2 separate regions of the Mus musculus genome follow, and region 2 is linked to region 1. The links are chromatin contacts, found by Hi-C or POLR2A ChIA-PET in ENCODE. All regions are on one chromosome and are shown on one strand. The core of a region is the stretch at or near the end of the contact, and the rest is flanking DNA. Distances in the headings are between cores, read along the strand shown. Region 1 overlaps Nmnat2 (nicotinamide nucleotide adenylyltransferase 2). Region 2 holds the start of Lamc2 (laminin, gamma 2).

Evidence for each region. Hi-C counts contacts between places; a loop is a spot of excess contacts on that map. ChIA-PET counts read pairs that join two places held with the same protein, here RNA polymerase II (POLR2A).
Region 2: a loop to region 1 is called in a map of T-helper 17 cell, with 1.9 times the contacts of the local background. The contact joins the promoter of Lamc2 here to the enhancer-like site in region 1. A Hi-C loop is called at or near these places in 2 of 37 maps with a recorded cell type or tissue (Patski and T-helper 17 cell). POLR2A ChIA-PET finds 5 or more read pairs at or near these places in 2 of 5 experiments (Patski and embryonic stem cell).

What each region holds. Positions count from the first base shown.
Region 1 is chr1:153,099,120-153,106,384 of GRCm38, forward strand. The region is part of intron 8 of Nmnat2 (nicotinamide nucleotide adenylyltransferase 2); the gene reads left to right. Among named protein-coding and RNA genes, the nearest start is that of Lamc2, 84 kb to the right of the region's middle. Within about 2 kb of position 2,595, at least 2 of the 3 ENCODE cell types and tissues checked have a DNase peak (open chromatin) inside an H3K27ac peak, as active enhancers do.
Region 2 is chr1:153,183,456-153,190,705 of GRCm38, forward strand. It overlaps Lamc2 (laminin, gamma 2), which reads right to left and starts at 2,992. Exons shown (of 24, transcript NM_008485.3): 1 at 2,799-2,992; 2 at 2,454-2,646. The coding sequence starts at 2,532.

The DNA.
Region 1 (7,265 bases), core at 1,345-3,844:
GCTCTTTTCTCCTCTGTAAACACCCTCCCAGGCAGGCCCAGAGATGTGTCTCCATGGCGATTCGAAATCCCATCAAGTTGACGGCTTCCTTCAAGTACCCTAGACCTTTGTTTTTCTGCATCTGACAGAAACACCTGTGCAGGTATCCAGACGCAGGTCAGGAACTAGATTAATTTGAGGCAGAAGGCTCCTGGATCAGCCAGAGCTGAGACTTTTTTTTTTTTTTTTTTTTTTTTTTTGCTCCTCCCTTAAACAAAACCCAATTTGTGGCGATTTTCGCTCTGCCCACCGAAGCCAGGTGCTTCGTCCATCATCTATCGGAAGGCGGGCAAATTAGCTCTGATTCAAGTGTTCCTCCCTCCAATCGATCTTTCAGCAGTGCCCTTGTGAACGTAAGCATGCGTTTCCCCTCGAGGTTCTTGCAGGCTAAAAATACCCTAGTTACTAGTGCTTACATCGTTGTCCAACACAAAATTAAGCATATAGAAAGTGTGGAAGAGTTTTTGAACCCAGCTGGTAAGATCTCAGCAACGGTTGGATGTTATTTCGGTATTCTCTCATTGCTGTTAAGTCCTGGGAATTTTAGCTTATGGTTTCCTACACACTAGCCGCCAAACTACACCCCTGTCTCCCTTTGATGGTTCCCCTTTAAATTATTTTGTTTTATTTATTATTATATGGCATGCAAGTGTCAGAGCACACAAGAGGAAGTCAGAAGACAACTGTGTGCAGCTGGCTCTCGCTTTCCACCTTTGCTCGTGGGTGCCAGGGATCAAACTCAGGCTGTGTGACAAGCACTTTTACCGGCTGAGCTGGCTTCCCAGACTGTGTTTTTAATTTTAAAGAGAGAGTCTTCCTAATTTTTCTTAACTAATGATCCTCCTGCCTCAGCCTTGTGAGCAGCTAAGATTAAAAGGTGCCTCCCCAGCCTGAGCTCATTCTTTCATTTTGAAATATTTACTGAGCACCTTCTGTGTGACAGCAATTCCGAGTCTACAGCTAGGAGAACAGATAGAAACAAAATATTTGGCTAGTCCTCTTGCTTCCTATTGGGAAAGCCAGACAATTAATGAATCATATTTGGCTGTATCTCACAGATTATCCGATTTAACCCCTATGAGATGGGATCTCTATTCCCATCTTAAAAACATGGAAAGAGGACTGGCAAGGTGGCTCAGTGGGTAAAGGCACTTACTGTCAAGACTAACGGCCTGAGTTCAATCCTCAACTCACGTGGGACAAGGAGAGAACTTCCACATACACAACATAACATGTATACACACACATAACCACATATGTGTGCTTGTGCTCCCGCCCCCCCCCCCCGGACTAAATAAACATAACAATTTAATAATATATACAAAAGGGGGGCTTAAGCAAGTTGAGGCTTGTTCTAGATAGTACAGCTGTTGAATGGTGGAACAGGGTCTCACGTAATTCTTCAGATCCTTTGTCCAGTTAACATGGACCTGCGGAGGAATGACAGACATCCCTCAAAGCAGGCTCAGTGAAGGCACAAGCTGGGCATTGACTCTCGGCCTGGTCCAGGTTAAGCCGTCACAAAGCAAAGAGGTTTTCATGTAGGGAGGAGGCTAGGAAAGACCCAGTAGCGGGCACAAGCCTGAGAGAGGAGATGGCTGATAAGTGAGTTGGTTCTCTTCATTTGGAAAGGCGCTGGCTTTTGATGGAGTGTGCCGAAATCACTGAGTGTAATGATTGCCTGTCTGGGCCATTCTCAGGGTCTCAGCATTTTAAACAAGCAAGAGTTAATGTTTACCTGGAAGGATTAAATACCTAAAGGTGATTTCAGACACCAGAAGTCCGCCAATAGAGACACTCTTTTCTTCCTGAACTTCTCAAAGTCTCACATTCTTTTCATTGGTTGTGCCCTACATGCCTCTAACCAGCCAGTTATGGACTAAGCGGCTTCCTACATCCATCAGCTATGGGAACATAACCAAAGAAAATAAACAGAGGAAGAGCCGGGGGCATTAACCACTCCAGAAGAAATCCCAGGGCCCCCAGATAAATGGAGCAAAGGCAAACGTGGTTATTCAGGCTCAGATGACTTTTTATCAAACTGCTTAACTCCAGCCCGGAAGCAGGAAGCCTGCGCGACTCTTCCAGCCGCGGGGGATTAGATCCCCACATTGCTAAAACCCAAGCTGAATTATCCACAAGAGAAGGACCCCCAGTCCCAGTGATTCGAAATTTGGGGACTGATTTCTGCTCAGGGATCTCGTGTAAAAGGTGCTGTTGATTTTCAGGCTTTTGACACGAGGCCGGAACTCTGGGCCTTCCTTCCCACACTCCCAGTCAAGCTGGCAGCACCGTGGGGTTGGGGTTGGTTTCCTCTGGGAAGCCCCATTGAAGGAGCTTTCGTTTGTTTGCGTTGAGGGCCATCCTGGAAGTGCACTCCTGGCTGCCTGACTAGCCAGGTTGATCACACTAGTTCTGGACCAGCCTTTCCTCCTGACGGGGGCAGAAGCCAGAGCAGTACAGAGGATGCTCTGCTGGAGAGTGGTTTAGACATTCTCACAGACGGGGATTTATAGGGCTCTCTCCCCTTTCTTTACCCTCCCAGCAGTGCTTACAGCTGTATGCTCTAGGGGGCGGTAGAGAGCAAGGATCTGAGGATATCTGGTAAGAGTATTGAATTTATTTTATTTTATTTTTTAAGAGCAAAGTGGTGGGTGTTTTCCTTCCTTTGTGTCTTGGGTTTTTTGGGGTTTTTTTCTTCCATTTTTTAAAAAGATAGGATCTTGCTATGTACCCCAAGTTGGCCTCAAACCCATGATTTTCCTGCCTCAGTCCCTGAGTTCTGGGATTATAGGTATACACCATCACATACCATAAAGTCTGTTTCAACTTGTGGTGTTTTGTTTTGTTTTGTTTTGTTTTGTTTTGTTTTGTTTTGTTTTGTTTGTTTTGTTTTGTTTTTATGAGACAAGGTTTTTCTGTGCCCTGGCTGTCCTGGAACTCTCTCTGTAGACCAGGCTGGCCTCAAACTCACAAAGATCTGCCTGCCTCTGCCTCCCAAGTGCTGGGATTAAAGGCGCACCATCATGCCTGGCTGGAGCTGTGATATTTTTAAACTGAGGAAGTTTCAAGTCTCTAAAATATGAGTCTATCGATGGATCTAGAAGAAGTGTGAAGCAACAAAAAGAGTCTTCAAGAGTGAGCGGCCCAAGAGGGATCAGATTCCATCACTAAGCTGTGATCGCATAGATAGGACAGATTCCTGGAACTGAGACACGCATCTCGGAAGACCGTTGTAAGGATGAGATGTGATAATGAAGCCCCGAGAAGAGTTCCTGGCACATGGCCGAGCCCTTGGTAGATGCTTACGGGTGGCCCCCATGCATCCCTGGCTGCCATCTGCAAAGGACGCAGAAGGAGGCTGGAGCCGCTGATGTGCTGTACGACGAGAAGAAAGTAAGGAGGGTTCTGAGCTCTGATGTAGCGGGATCACGCTGGATCGTACCAGGAGAGCCTTCCAGGCCTTCAGTGCATCTTGAAGGATCTTATTGCTAATGAAGTTGAGCCCTCTGGTTAGAACACCTGAATGTTTGGATGAAAGGCACCATCATTATAATCTGGGCTTCACTTGTTTTACTTGGCTGCTTTTGCCAGTTGCTCATAAAGTGTTAGTCACTACAAGATATGAGTCACTGAGCATTAACTTGCCCATATCCTTCAATACAGTCAAAAATAATCTTTTGTTAAGCCTCTCAGTTTGCATTTTAAAATTATTTTAAATGATGTATTCATTTCTCTTTGGTTTTTGTCACATGTATACATACATATGTTATAGCCTGCTGAGTGCATTTAGTACTGACCACATGGTGTTAAATAACCAATTAGGGCATTTGTCCCAAGGGAAGATTGCGTCACCTCATGGCAGTCATTAATTGCCTGCTGCTTGTCATCCAGAGATGGGGACCCTTGGGATTTCCTTATCCACACTACGTGTCAACTGATGTTGCCATTATTCAAGTCTTTTTTTTTTTTTTTTTTTTTTTTTGGTTTTTTGAGACAGGGTTTCTCTGTATAGCCCTGGCTGTCCTGGAGCTCACTTTGTAGACCAGGCTGGCCTCGAACTCAGAAATCCGCCTGCCTCTGCCTCCCGAGTGCTGGGATTAAAGGCGTTCGCCACCACGCCCGGCTTATTCAAGTCTTGTTTAGGCAGCCGTATTGTTGAGATTTCAAGAGTGCTGCTTTTCTGTCCTACATAAGACACAAACTCTTAGAATCTTCCACCCCTCTTCCTAGATGTTACCTGAGCCTTGGGTGTAGGGGTTGTATAGATGTATGGATTGGGGTTGGGCATGCCATAGTAAGTCCCTCTGTGCAGCCTGGCCAGTTGAGGCTTTCTTTTCCCTTCCCTCCCCTCCCCTCCCCTCTCCCCTCCCCTCTCCCCTCCCCTCCCCTTCCTTCTCCCCTCCCCTCTCCCCTCCCCTCTCCCCTCCCCTCTCCCCTCCCCTCCCCTCCCCTCTCCCCTCCCCTCTCCCCTCCCCTCCCCTCCCCTACCCTCTCCTTTCCTTTCCTTTCTCTTCTGTTCTTCTCTCTTCTGTTCTTTTCTCTACTTTCTTCTTCAAAATAGGATTTCTTTATGTAGCCCTAGCTGTCCTGGAACTCACCTAGTAGACCAGGCTGTCCTCAACTCAGATCCACCTGCTTCTGTCTCTCAAGTACTGGGATTAATGACGTGTGCTACCACTGCCTGGCTTAGTTGTGACTTTCTGTGATGGTCTCTGCAGGTTCTACAACCCATGTGGTAACTACTAACATTTTGCTTGATGTCACCCACTAGACAGTAACCTATCCAAATGATGAATTCATATCTGTCTTCTTACCCGTACATCCTTAGTATCCAGGAAGATGTCTGGCTAAGGCCACAGAGCATCTATATCTGGAAGTCATCAGGGCAGGTCTTAGAATTCAGACTCCTGAAGGGATGATGCCGGGTCCACATTCCTTCCAAGAAACTTGCCTCCTGGGTCATTAAGTGCTCTCTCCCTCAAGGCCAAGTTGCTTCTTGCTTCGCATGCCTCATATCCTCTTCTCAGATTCTCTATTCATGGGAAGCAGAGTCCACCTCCAACTGCTTCCTCTCTTCCGCTCCACCTCCATCTCCCCTGGAAAACTTTAACCGTCAGATGAACCGATAGCGTCGAGACTAGGCTGGGCAGGATGCTGAAGCAAGATGAATGTTATGGACCCCACCTCTGAGGCCTCACACACAGGCCTGGGGAGAGTGAAGAGCCCAGTGTGATCCTGTCTCCTGAGGTTTGACAGTATGCAGGTACATTGGCCATGTAAGGAGTGAGACTGACCAATCAGGTCTGCTCTGTTCACTCTACACCTCCCACTCCACACTCCCAAGAGCAAGACCCCCGTAGGGAGAGCTGGAACAGATGTTCACTCACAGAGTTCAGTATCCTCAGGGGTCCCAAACCCGTCGCACTCGATATGTGTGTGCCCTGACTGTTCCTCACCACACAGGGGAATGTCCTATTCTCCCTGGAATCTCTGGAGGTCTGAGGTGCCTGTCCTCATCCCACTCCACCAGAAGGTTCAGCATAGTGCCCTGTAATTTAAAGGGGTGACTCCTAAAGACAGGCACGTGACAAAAGCTTAGGATGGGTGCATCAACAGTGTGTGTGTGTGTGTGTGTGTGTGTGTGTGTGTGTGTGTGTGTGTGTGTGAGTGAGGAGGGGGGCGGGGAGTGTGTAGGTGACATGTGAAAGTCGGAGGATAATTTTTGGGAGTCGCTTCTGTCCCTCCACCATGGGTTTCAGAGCTTGGTCTCCAGACGTCAGGTTTGTATAGCAAGCGCTTTTACCCACGGAGCCATCTTGCCAGCCCTAGGATTGGATGCATGCTTTATCAGTACCCGCCAGGCAAGGTCTGGGGACTCTGTTTTCTTGTTGTTTGTTTTACTTTATCTGCTTTCTTTTCACAAAGAGACTTTTGTCAGGATATAACGTCTCATTAAATAGACTCTTGTGCCACTGGCTCGGTTGGCTCTGGCCCCCGTCTCGTCCCCAGTGGCCTCTCCAGGGCAAGTATGTTCACCACGAAGCTACTTGAGTTTTCCAAGCCAAATGTGGCTTCTCAGGCATTTTTCTTTCCCAACAAAGAGATCCAGAAGAAGATCCGAAGGCTGTAGTACACTGGCAAGCCTTCCCTCGATTCTTTCCTGTGATGTGTGGGATCGGGTTTGACCAGTTTTTCCATGTGTGTATCCCCTACATTTGGCAGTGCCCCTCTGGTCTTTATTCTCAAAATCTTCTGGCTCTGTCAGACTTGTTAGTGCTGTTCATTAGAGGCTTTCTGTATTTACAACCTGTAAATACTGAATGTGGTCAATTTTACAATGACCAAACAGTCATTATAATGACCACTTTTACAACTTACCATTGTAAAATTGGCACCAACAGGGACTAAAGCTACAATGTCCGTCTATTCATCCATCCGTCCGTCCATCCTCTCCCACTCTCGCAATCATGCACGTGGTAGTAAGATCCAGGCTGTGGAAGTTAATTTAGCTAAGCAATTTTTGCTGTAACCACCTCCAATAATTAGCTGTAATTTTCTAAATGCAACTTTCATCTTTCTGCAGATCGGAAGGGCTCACTTCACACAACCCCCCCCCCCCCCTGAGGTCATGCAGTGTGTCCCTGAGTCCTTATACCTAGAACTTTCCCAGTTGTGCCTCTGTGGAGCATCACTGAGCTGTCACATTTGCTGCTTCTTCTCAGGGAATGGACCGAATACCTTCTCCTTGACTCTCCAGCCCCTGTCCTTTGTCATTCACTTGTTGTTGCCGCTGCTCAGAATCCAAAAAGGCTAAAGTGCAACTCTGAGTTAGGCTTGTAGCACACGTGCACAGGGATGGGAACGTCTCACTTCTTCCGTTTATTTATTTTGTTTGTTTGTTTGTTTACTGGGCAGTTTCATGTATCCCGGGCCTGCCTCAAACTCTCTGTGTAGCTAAAAATGACCGAAGCTTCTAATCCTCCTGCCTCCATCTCTCGAGTGCTGGGATTAGAGGTATATACCATCATGCCTGGTTTAGGCAGAGCTAGGGACTGAGCCCTGGCTTCAGACATGCCTGGCAAGCGCTATCAGTGAGCTGTATTCCCACCCCCGATGAAAGTTTAATATAACATAATGGAGATGGTATCATCCAAAAGTAGAGGTCTGAATGTTGGGAACAGACTGAAAAAGGCAAGAAATTAGCATCAAGGCCAGGACATCCA
Region 2 (7,250 bases), core at 1,742-4,241, 85 kb after region 1:
GATGGACCCAGCTGTGCAAGGCAACTCACAATAGCCATCCTTTTGCCAAGTCTGCAAGCTTGCTTACTACTAATGCTTTCATTTAGCAGATGAAGAGCCAGACTTCAAGCAGTTGAAGAGCCTGAAAAGTTACTGAGAACACTGTGATGGCTGAACAAGGATGACCTCCCCATAGGTTCATATATTTGACTGTTTGGTTACCAGCTGGTGGACTATTTGGGAAGGATTAGGGGATGTGGCCTTGTTGGAGGAGGTGTGTCACTGGGAGTGACTTTGAGGTTTCAAAACCCCCCAGCCAGGCCCACTCTCTTCCTCTGCATGCTGCCTACAGATCAGGATGTCAGCTCTCAGCTACTGTGCCCCGCCATGATGAGAATGGACTCGCCCTCTGAAACTGTAAGCAAGCCCCAATTAAATGTTTTCTTTTATAAGCAGCCTTGGTCATGGGGTCTCATTACAGCAATAGAACAGTGACTAAGACAGGCATTAACAAGTGAATAAACCAAAAAATTTTGCCAGGTCAGGCTGACTCTAAAGCCAGTGTTTTAGGTGAGACCAACCCTGTAAGTCTCGGTAATTATATCTTAACCATAATTTCACCTGCAAGAAATAACCAGGAAGCAACATCACGACTTCAGACCTTCGCAGCCCACAGGTGCAGCCCACAGGTGCAGCCCACAGGTGCAGCCCACAGGTGCAGCCCACAGGTGCAGCCCACAGGTGCAGCCCACAGGTGCAGCCCACAGGATGCCTGGATACAGGTCACTTTGGATTAGGACAGGTATCATACCTTTTGCCCAGCTCCTTGTATATCCCAGTGTGACAAAAATGGAAAAATATAAATGATCTACCATAATGACATAGTCTCACTTGGCTCCCAAATAAAGCTGTTTGAGGAGAGAACCTGGTATCTCAAGCAATCTGTCCCTAAGGAAGGGGAAAGTGCGAAAATGAGCCAACACAGAACTTCTGACTTTGTGTTTGGATGGACTGCTTGGGTACAAAGTCTGCTGTTGAACCTGACTTTATGAAACAATTGATGGCATCCTATAGATTTGGTTTTGTTATGTAATACCAACACACATGTATGTATTTAATTATAGCCAAGAGGAAAATTGCTGTACTGAAAAAAAATATACATATACATACACACACACACACACACACACACACACACACACACACACACACATATATATATATATATATATATATATATATATATACATATTACTTTTATAATGAGGTCAAAAAAGCTAAGAACACCTGGATCAAAGGTTCTGCCACTGCCAATAGCTGCCTGGGTGGCCTTGTGCAAAAACACTGCCAACTGCTCATCTTTTCAATCAAAGGATTCTTAATTGCTGATCCACTGGAAGTTACTTTTAATTCTAATATTCAGAGACTGTTTTCACTCTCAGAATGTTTTCTACTAGGTTTCAACCAGTTTATCCTGACTCAGGGGGAGCCCTCTCGACATGACCACTTTCATACATTTTTTTGTTTTAAAGTTCATCTTACATATCTGAGCTACACAACAGGTTTTGACAGGACTAGTGAAATGGTTACTATTGTCAAGAAAATGAACATGGCTATCATGCCAGTTACTCCTTTTTGGTGACAATTATACATGATCGAGCATCATGGCTTCCGATCCCTGGCAGTGGTGACTGGAACACCATGGAGAGCAGGAAGCAACAGTAACTATGAATGTGAAAAGTTGGGTGATCAGAGGAAAGCGCTTCAGCTAAGAGACAGAGAAACCCCCGCACTAGGTGTCATCATAGTTGACAGGACACATACACACGAAAAACAGTCGCTAAGTTCTCGCAGATTTTGTTTATATGACCTTAACTCCTCAGGACATGACAGCCACCGGGTGCTCTCGGTAGGAGTAAATGTTACTTGAAGTTTGAGTCCAATAAATACCTGGGAGGCGAAACTGTTCTTAGAAGTAACACTTGCAGTTTCGGGTATTACTAAAACGCTTAAAGTTCACGCTCTATCTCAAAAATACAACATGGATAACAAGGGGATTATGGAAGTTCTGTTTTTAGTCTGTGTGGTGCTGCCGGGCATGGAAAAAGTCCCACCTAACTCCCACTGGTAAATTACAGGGACCGGACAGTTTAAAGACTAGCATGTTACTGATTGAACGGGTGTGGAGGGGTCCCCTGTTGCCAAAGAAAAGAAAGGGAGGGAATTGAAAGAGGAATGGCTTTAGGGCAAGGAAACCTTCAGCTGGCACAACCCATTAGCTTCGTGTTTTTAACTCCCTTGGCTTTATGGGAAAACTGTCACTTTAGAGCGCGACTGTACAGGAGCCCCAGGTAGGGAGGAGATAGGCTCTTTGCAGATCCTTGACCTGACCGAGTGTGGATCCTCGAGGTGAATTCAGCCACCAACACCGTGTGCAGGGAAGGGCAAGTTGGAGGCGCGGTGGGAGCACTCACCTTCCCTCCTGGAGGTGGCCTGGGCTGCGGGCAGCAGGAGCGCGACACCAAGGCAGCAGCTGAGCCAGAGCGCAGGCATGGCCGGGCCGCGCTCCGCCGCTGCGGGTGCCTGCCGGGCGCCGAGTCTTCGCTCTGCTGTGCCTTCCTTTTCCCTCGATCAGGTGTTTTATCGACTCTTCTCCCTGACTCAGTCCTGACAGGAAGAGAGCCGGTGTTTCGGGGCGTGACTCACCTGTGAACAAGGAGGACCCAACCCTCCGAGGCAGACAAACACTCAGCGCATGCCGAGCAGTAAACCCGCTCGCTGCGGCCCCGGGCTCCCCCCTCCGCAACCGGGGAGCACACCTGGCCCCGCCGAGGGCGTGGTACTGAGGCTGCGGTCCAGAGATCCTTCTGGAATGTGCCATATCCCCTCCCTCCACCCGCACCCCGCTACACACAGCCGTTCTCTCCCGGGGTGGTCCTGGGCAGAACTCAGGTTGTAGATATCAGCCACCCCTTCCTCAAAACCGGAGGGGGCGAGGGAGTCTCAAGGGCACAGACATCCATTCCAGTCACAGTTGGACGCCCCTTCCACTCTAGTCTAAAACACAGGCAAATTAACCAGGCTGAGGGGCCCAACAGGATCGATCCTCTTCACTCTCAGGGTAACTTTTATTCTGAGATACAGCACGTATACATACCTCTGATTTTACTCACTTCTAAGCACACACACACACACACACACACACACACACACACACACACACACCAGGGTGACCCAAAGGTTGCTCTCCTGGGTCTATCTACCCCCTTAACCTTGAACTAGCAAACTCATTAAGCAAACTCATTAAACTGTTACGAACTAGTTCACAGTTGATATTCAACAAGCCTTCTGCTCATAAGAGAAAAGGTTTCTTAGTCTTTTAACATCTCAGAGCATATTTTTCACGACATTCTCTCTGGCCCCGCTAGAAAATAACGTTAAGAGGGATAGTGCCAGCCAAGCCCGGTGTTAGCTGAAGTGAGTAACACCAAGTGGGGGAGGGGATGCAAATCTTGGCTTATCCCACACTGTCCTGGGAACTTCTCCTACAGTGAATAATGCAGAAGTGACTGTCAGAGAAGGCTCTTAAATCCTGCTATAGACTTAGGATTTACTAGTATTTATGTAGACACAACGTATCCATTACAACCAATAACCACTTCTTTTCCTCATGGTAAGGACAGCAGAGGCCCTAAATAAATACCTAGTCACTGACTAAATGAATGACTGTACCATAGATAGTTCCGTAGCTTAACACTCTAAGATAACTAACAACGTAATCCATACATATTGTCAAAGGGTGTGAGAACTCCCATTTCTAAGTGTGATAGTGACCAGTGTAGGCTGACCAGGAGAGATGTGGCTGGCTTTGTACAGAACATGGAGTCTGAACTAGATACCTAGTTCTAACCAGGAAGTAGACAAAGCATTGAAGAGCAACAGAGGCAAGATAGGGTACTGCAGACAAGCCGACATCTCTAAAATCTAGCGCAAAATGAGCAACAGAATGGATATTCTAATTTTCTTAACCTAGACTCAACTCTCTTCTGCTCTGTCCAAATAATGTGGAGATTCTTCTCACTCAGAATCAGTGCCCAGCTACTGCTAACACTTCAGTTCCTTGAGAGCAGGCATCTATAATTTTTTTCTTCCAGTAGCAGCTATGCGGTGGACAGAGAGAGAGGGGGAGAGGGAGAGGGAGAGGGAGAGGGAGAGGGAGAGGGAGAGGGAGAGGGAGAGGGAGAGGGAGAGGGAGAGGGAGAGGGAGAGGGAGAGGGAGAGGGAGAGAGAGAGAGAGAGGGAGCACACTTGTTTCTGAGTGCTATGATCCTTGCATATCTACCATCCACTAACTGAAAATATTGATACTTCTTGTTTTAGAAAAGTCCAGGTACACAGTGTTGGAGGAGCAGGGCATAGGGCCCTGCAAAATCAAACCTTAAAGGCAAAATTTGTTTTTTAGCACAGATTTTCATTGTCTATCATATCTCAAATGCTTTCATTTTCATCTGCTACCCTCTTTAGTGATAATAATAGTAACAAAGAGACCTATCTGTCATTTATTGCTGGCATAAATAAGTCTGGCATACATAGTAGTCCTTTTAACATTCAATAGAACCCTGTAAATGAGGTATAGTACCAATGTCCCTATGCCACAGGCCAGGAAAGGTTAGGCAGCATGCTAAGAATGGCAAAGCCAAGATGCAAAGCCAGGCAATCTGGCTTCGCACTTCATAGCACTTTGATAGTCAGATTAAAAAGTGCCGTAGAGAAAGATAAGCTCACAATACTGAACGAGCTGAGTGCAATCTAAGGTTAGTCATCAACAGCCATCAAGGTATGGCCAACATCCATCACAGCAGGGCAAGACTGTGGACTCTTGGCATTCATCCAGGAAACCAAGTCACATAGGACTCTGCACAAATGCTTGTGATTTCCCCAAGATGTTAGATCTGAAAAAACCCACTAGTCACTTGGGCAGAGGGAGTCAGAAGGCAGCAGGCATCTTGGGTCCAGATCAATCAGTGCCTCATTTCTGTGGACAGTGCAGGATCCTACACCATCAGTAGGCACTCTCCTGTTGGACTCCATATCTCATTCTTCACCCATGTAAACAATCCCTCACCTTGGGCTTGAGTCCTCTGCTCGGGCCTCATGCCTTTTATTCAGAAGGCTTCTCCAGTGCATCACTGGATCTAAAAGGACTCCAGGGGTCAAAGCCAAGGCTCTGTGTCCCCATTCCAAATCCCACACTTGTCATTATCAAGGCAAGTTATTTGGGTTTCTTTGAGCTATGGTTTCTTCTAGAAAATGGGGAAAATGATAAAATACACATCTAGTAGGGTTGTTGAGAAGTGCAGATGAGTTAATGACAGAGCTAGGAACAGCCCAGGCACACACTCTATTCCATGCCCTACAATAATATACTCACTGTTGCAACCATTAGTGGTGGCGGGGCAAAGCTGCTATCGCTGTCTGAGCACCAGCCAGTCTGGTTTTGCCACCAACAAACACCTTATGAGTAAATGCCTTGCTTCAACCTTTTTGCTGATTTTAATTTTAGTCTTGAACTCCAGGGACCCTATTGTCTTAGTTCATGTCTAAATCACCCAGATTCATTTAGTTATTAACTAACTTGCATTTTTACCATTTACGCAGCTCTCTGCCCACAACCCCCTTCCCTGGCTAGCCTCAAACTCACTGTATATGGAAGGATAGCCTTCAGTTCCTATGCTCCTGCCTCCACCTCCTCCTAGGATTATAGGCATGGTCCACCACACGATCCTCAAGCTGGAAATTCCATACACAGATTTGCTTGCCTAAGGTTCAGTGCTTCCATTTAGAGCTTGATTTAAGGTGGACTGAGGTCTTACATTGCAAGCAAAATATAACGACATAATAGGTTACACTGTATTTTTATGATTAAGCCTTAATATGTGACCTTTCAAAAAGGCAACAAAATATATTTGATTTTCTGTTTGACACAAAGCTGTTCTCTTTTTTCAAATCTAGAAAAAAGTCCAACTGACGATCCCCCTCTGCTCTAGAAAAGAATAAACTATCGATCCACAGTGTATCACAGACGACTCTCAACGCACGGTGCCAAGCAAAAGAAAGCAGACACAAAAGACAAGAACCTATGCTATTCTGTTTGTAGGAAATTGTAGAAATGTAAATTTTACAAGACAAGAAAGCCGATTATATCTTTCTTGAGTGTTCTTTGGGGGATGAAAGAAATATTCTGAAATACTATCACAGCACAAAGTAACTTAAGGCCTCCAGGGATAGCTCAGCTGGTAAAGTGCTTGCAAGCAGGAGGATCTGAGGTCAATTCCCGGAATCTACATTAAAAAACAAAAACAAACAAACAAAAACAAACAAACAAAAAAAAACCTGGGGCTGGTGGCCCTAACTCGCTATCCCTGTGATGGAAGGTGGAAGCAGGCAGATCCCTGGGTCTCTGTGTCTGGCCTGCTCAGGTAAATGGGAGAGCTCCTATCTCAAAAAACAAAATAACTGCCACCTGAGGGGTGATATCCAAGGTTATCCTCTGGCCTCCACATTTAAATTCACTGACACACACCACAAATAAACATTTAAGCACACGCATACAGGTAATTTAATTGTATACCTAACGTCAGTAAGTTTGGCTTGCTTGTTTGATTAATTATTTATTAATTTAATTAATTAATTAATTATTGCTGTACTGAGGGTGGGGCATGTTAGGCAAATGTTCTCCCCAGTAGCTATATACCCTGTGCTTCAAAAATTGGTAAACTTAGGAGTTACAGAGACAAAGTTTGGAGCTGAGACAAAAGGATGGACCATCTAGAGACTGCCATATCCAGGGATCCATCCCATAATCAGCCTCCAAACGATGACACCATTGCATACACTAGCAAGAGTTAGCTGAAAGGACCCTGATATAGCCGTCTCTTGTGAGACTAGGCCGGGGCCTAGCAAATACATAAGTGGATCCTCACAGTCAGCTATTGGATGGATCACAGGGCCCCCAATGGAGGAGCTAGAGAAAGTATCCAAGGAGCTAAAGGGATCTGCAACCCTGTAGGTGGAACAACAATATGAACTAACCAGTACCCCGGAGCTCTTGACTCTAGCTGCATATGTATCAGAAGATGGCCTAGTCGGCCATCACTGGAAAGAGAGGTCCATTGGACATGCAAACTTTATATGCCCCAGTACAGGGGAACGCCAGGGCCAAAAAGTGGGAATGGGTGGGGAGGGGAGTGGGGGGGAGGGTATGGGGGACT